Regions from separate parts of the Homo sapiens genome. Here region 2 is linked to region 1. Evidence: chromatin loops called from intact Hi-C (ENCODE). Cell type or tissue: heart right ventricle. All regions are shown on one strand. Links, peaks and the distances in the headings refer to the core of each region. The heading gives the core; the rest is flanking DNA.

The links. Hi-C counts contacts between places; a loop is a spot of excess contacts. Peaks named below come from ENCODE experiments on the same cell type or tissue, not always from the same donor. Only the 100,000 strongest peaks of a DNase experiment are listed, where the experiment ranks them.
Region 2: a loop joins it to region 1, with 3 times the contacts of the local background. A loop is called at or near these places in 3 of 110 quality-filtered maps.

What each region holds. Positions count from the first base shown.
Region 1 is chr9:87,444,261-87,447,073 of GRCh38, reverse strand. No RefSeq gene overlaps it. Among named protein-coding and RNA genes, the nearest start is that of DAPK1, 52 kb to the left of the region's middle. In heart right ventricle, for the core only: no CTCF peak of the experiment used is centred there; a DNase peak (open chromatin) is centred at 1,253.
Region 2 is chr9:87,503,519-87,506,331 of GRCh38, reverse strand. The region is part of intron 2 of DAPK1 (death associated protein kinase 1); the gene reads right to left. Among named protein-coding and RNA genes, the nearest start is that of DAPK1, 7.1 kb to the right of the region's middle. In heart right ventricle, for the core only: no CTCF peak of the experiment used is centred there; no DNase peak of the experiment used is centred there.

The DNA of each region.
Region 1 (2,813 bases), core at 266-2,765:
TCTATTACCATGCTGACTTTTCCGTGGTGAATGCTGTCCAATGGGCAGGTAGGAGGCACCTCTCTTGGTGAGGATGCTGGGCTGGATAGTCCTGGGACGCTAAAGCAAAGCAGCATGAGGTAGTGGAGCTGGGGTGGAGAAGAGCACAGAGGAGCCATGGCCACATGTGAGATGGCCATCAGCAACTGAGGGGCAGGGTGGGGATGGAGAGAGAATGACCAGTGAGATGGGGGCCAGGTAGCTGAGAGAAGAGCTGGTAAAGTGCATGAAGCATGCTGAGATGACACTTTTGGGACTGACTCTGCAAACGGAGGCATTGTATGGGTGCTTGTTCTATGCTGTGGTCAGATATGCCACAAGAGAAGCCAAGTGCTTCTTTCATTTGCCACTTGACTGCAGTTTTAATTTTTTTGTTTTTTAACACATTGTATTAGTCCGTTTTCACACTGCTTGTAAAGACATGCCCGAGACCAGGCAATTTACAAAAGAAAGAGGTTTAATGGACTTACAGTTCCACATGGCTGGGGAGGCCTTACAATCATGGCGGAAGGCAAGGAGGAGCAAGTCACATCTTAAGTGAATGGCAGCAGGTGAAGAGAGAGACTTGGGAAGGGGAACTCCTCTTTTTAAAACCATCATATCTCCTGAGACTCATTCACTATCACGAGAACAGCGCAGGAAAGACCTCCCCCCATAATTCAATCATCTCCCACCGGGTTCCTTTCATGACAGGTGGGAATTGTGGGAGTTACAATTCAAGATGAGATTTGGGTGGGGACACAGCCAAACCATATCACAGATAAAGACATTTCAGAGCCTTCCTCTTGAGAGTCTCTCCTGAAAATGACCTCTTTGGGCATAGGGCTATACTCCAGATTCTTCCTCCAGAATTAATCTTGGTTGCACATAGCTGGAAACCCCATTATGCAATTTAAACAAAATAGAGGTTGTTTTTCCTTTGGTATAGGAAAGATCTGGAGGCAGAGAGCCTAGGGCTGAGATCAGGCAGCTGAAGTTCTGATCAGCAAGCTGGGCTTCGTTATTCCTTCTCTTCCACAACCTTCCTACAGTCTTCTCATGGTTGCAGATGGCATCTGGTGCTTGACCCACTAACTCCGAATTTCCCTGTGGAATCTAGAAGGGAAAGTGGAAGAGCAGAGGAGTACCCTTCTCAACTGTCAGTCCCCTTTAAGGAAGTAGCGTGGAAACAACACTTCTATTGACATCTCATTGGCCACCCTGAGGAGCATGGCCTTCTGGGAAATGTAGTCTTAACGAGGCTGTGGCTGCCTGAGGTGTCATTCAGTTCGTTAGGGAGGAAGAAGGGAAAATGAATATTGCAGAGGCAGCTGGTGGTCTCTGCCACAGACCATCCCACCCCCCTGCAGTCTTTCATGTCTCTCCCTGCTCTATTATCAGAAGTTTCCTGGCCTGTCTATGATTCCCAGCTCTTAAATTTTTTTTGGTGGAGGAGTGGGAAGAAGCTAACATGTTAGAGTCTATGAGGGTTTAATATTTGTTATGAAAGGGTTACTGTATGGATGAACTTTTAATAGCATAATTTCAGGTATTTGCGGTAATCTGAAGGAGAAGAGACATTATGAGGCAACTACACTTTGCACATGGAAGGCCACACTGGATGTCACCTCCTCCCCAGGGTCCCACAGACTTGCTGGCCTCCCCTCGGCTCTCCATTGATTTTTCAGAGCTGGATCTAACAGAGCCTCCTCACCTCCAGTCTTCAAGCTGCTCCAGTTTCCAAGTCAGTGAGTTTTAACCCTGGCTTTACTTGAGAATCAAAACATACCTCTTTCCAAAATACCGTCACATGTGGCTTAATGACAAACATAGGTTCTGAGAAATGCGTCGTTAGGCAATTTTGTCATTGTGTGAACATCATGGAATGTACTTACACAAACCTAGATGGTATAGCCTGCTACACACCTGCATTACAAACCTGTGTAACATGGGACTATATTGAACATTGTAGGCAATTGTGACACAATAGTAAGTATTTGTGTGGCTAAACATACATAAACAGAGAAAAGGAACAGTAAAAATATGGTATAAAAGACCAAAAAAATTATAGGGCAGCCCCATTATAATTTTATAGGACTACCATCATATATGCAGTCTATCACTGCTCAAAATGTCATTATATGGCACATGGCTATTCATATATCTGGACTCCATTATAATCTCCAAGGTTGTATTGTAATCATATGCATTTTGAAAAAGCACCCCAGTTCATCCTGATGGGCATTCAGTGTTGAGACTACAGTTTTTGGACATTTCTGATTAATGTGGAATAGTTTTTGTTTTAATGCTTCAGACTAGTCCCAAAAATAAAAAATGGAGAGTTAGTTTGAGAATGCCTCCCCCCAACAACCACCATTTGCCTGACCAGGGAAGCCATGCCTGCTAGAAGATGGAATTCTGGAATTCTGCATCAGTAACTGAATCACAGAGCTGTGTAACTGAGGAGCTCCTCCTCTGATAATGGGGGTGTTTGTTGGAGCTGCCTGAGGGGATTCTGTACTTTGCTGAATCAGATTTTTCCTTGAACCCTAATTCTAACTTGGGTGGCTATCTTGTGCAGGAAAGAAAAAAACTTTCCCTCTACCCTCAAGTTTGTCGCTGGGTCCTTTATATTAAACTGACAAAGACCAATAAACAAGAGGAAAGGTTTATTTTTCATGCACATGGAGGAGGGCAGGCTTTACAGAAAAGAAATAAAAATCCCCCAAAGAAGTGGTTATGACATTTTAACAAAGGGTAATAAATTGTGATAACACAAAGGAAAAGGAATTTGG
Region 2 (2,813 bases), core at 200-2,699, 59 kb before region 1:
GTTGCCTTTGGCTGGGCTTCAAATGAAAACCTTCCATGAAGGGTCTACTATTTATCCCTAACCATTTTCTCCATGCAGATGCTGAAATAAATTGGCGCCAAATGGCTGCCTACTTCACCTCTCTTAAATATCAACTTCATCTGGCTTTCAAAGATGGAAAACTGCCAAATCCTAAATAGCACAGATAATGAAATAGGCCTGGCCCTGGGTTCTGGGTCCATGTCTTGCCACCTTTTAATCAGCTGCCTGGAGAAAGCCACTTGACCTGTCTAAACACAGGTGGATAAAATGTGAAGGGAGGCAATGCTGGTCACTCAGCCTTCTTCCAGGTCAAAGTCCCGGCCAGGCACAGCGAGAGGCTGACGCTTATAATCCCAGCACTTTGGGAGGCCGAGACGGGCGGATCACTTGAGGTCAGGAGTTCAAGACCAGCCTAGCCAACATGGCGAAACCCCACCTCTACTAAAAATAAAAAAATTAGCCAGGTATGGTGATGCATGCCTATAATTCCAGCTATTTGGAGGCTGAGACAGAGAATCACTTGAACTGGGGAGGCAGAGGTTGCAGTGAGCCAAGATCGCCCCACTGCACTCTAGCCTGGGCAACAGAGCAAGACTTCGTCTCCAAAAATGCAAAAGGCCAGGCACAGTGATTCATGCCTGTAATCCCAGCACTTCGGGAGGCCGAGGAGGGTGACTCACGAGGTCAGGAGTTCAAGACCAGCCTGGCCAAGATGGTGAAACCCCGTCTCTACTAAAAATACAAAAAATAAGCCAGGCACGGTGGCAGGCGCCTGTAATCCCAGCTACTTGGGAGGCTGAGGCAGGAGAATCACTTGAACCCAGAGGGCGGAGGTTGCAGTGAGCCGAGATCACGCCACTACACTCTAGCCTGGGCAACAGAGTGAGACTCCGTCTCAAAAAAACAAAACAAAATCAAACAAACAAAAAGACACAAACAAACAAAGTCCCTGAGCTCTCTGGGGTACTCTTCCCCAATGGAAACCACTCCCCTCTTGTCAGAAGAGTGGCTTCCTTTGTCTCATAATCAGAAATAAATTTCTACTAAAATAATATTCACTTAATTTATACAAAATGTTAGGTACTCATGGCAGTTGGCTAGAATGAAGGATGAAAGTTCCTAACACATTTCCCTGCTGAGTCAGGCAATGTGACCTTGACCATGCCACTCCCAGATATCAGATATCCAGCAGCTCAGCCCCTCACCCCTAATCATCTGGAAAGAAGTGGTCTGGATTACAACTCTGCTAGGAGGGAAGAGAACAAGGTGGAAGAGCCAATGTTGCCTCTCCTGATATAACACCTGTATACAACTACAGTCAGCCCTCTGGATCTGTGGGTTCTGCATCCATGGATTCAACCAACCTTGTACCAAAAATATTCAGGAAAAAACTGCATCTGTACTGAACATATACAGACTTTTTTTTCTGGTTATTATTCCCTAAACATTATAATGCTACTATTTAGTTAGCATTTACATTGTACTAAGTATTGTAAGTAATCTAGAGATGATTTAAGATATATGGGAAGATTACATCAGTTATATGCAAATACTATGCCATTTTATATAAGGGACTTCAGCATTTGTGGATTCTGGTGTCCCCAGAGGTCCTGGAACTAATCCGCCATGGATACCGAGGGATGAGTGCACTGGAATTTATCTGGACATCCATCTCTGTAGGTTTCTTATGAGTTTTTCATGGCTTTGCAGAGGCATATACCAATGATATGGGGCCTTCAGTTTCCTCATTGGCCGGGGAGACACAAGCTGAGGGTAAAAGAGCATGGGGGACCAAGAAGTGAGCTTCCATGTTCCCTGGCTTCCCGACCAATAAGCACCTCCACCTACTCTGTTCCTGGCCCCCTTGAACCTAAATTTGATGCCTGCCCTAGTAATCCAGCAACACACTCCCAGTGCCAGCAAGCAAGCATTCAACCAAACTGCCACTTACTAACACCATCATGCTTTCCCTTCACATCCTGGAAAATTATTATTAGACCTTCCTAAAATGTACACACTTTTAAAATCACTAACCGTTGCCTTTAATCTATGTAGCTGAACTTTATCTCTCTTAAAACTTTGGACCCTTTCCTATCAGAGGAAACATCTGAGAGCATTCTGAGTCAAAAATGCTAAGAGGAAAAATGTCACATTCAGCACAGTCCTATAAGGATGCAGAAACCCACCGGTGGCCTGCGGTTCCCATTTCTGAAGAAAAAACATGCCAGAAAGTCTCTCCCCTTCTATGAGCCACACAGGGTTGCCATTATTCATAGGACTGACTCCTGCAATCCACAGTAAACCGGTCTAGAGAAGCACTTGGACTGCCAGGGCTTATGACAATTTCTTACTTCAATTAAAATGCCTATGGATTTTATGCCGAAAGGGGAATGTTTTAAACTTGAATTATTAGCTTCCAATGACCATCCAAACCAATGTAAAATATTTAATGCTCCACTTCATTTGTTTTGTTTAAAACTGATCTTGTGCTTGAAAATTTTGGCTGCTGTGCTCATTACTGTTCAGCCACAAAGAATGCAAAAACAAGAGCAGTTTTTATTTTGATGAGCGGCAGCCATTATATCCTAAGTGTTCATCTTCACCACAAGCCATCATTTGTTGAGGCCCTAATACATACATATTCTTTCAAGTTGCTTTACATATATTGATCCACTCAGTCTAGTCTAACAGCATGCATTTACTGAGCGCCTTCTAAGTGCCATGCATCAACCTGGGCATTAGAAATAAAAAGTGAGGAGCAAGTCCAAGGTAATGGCCCCATGGAGAAAGCA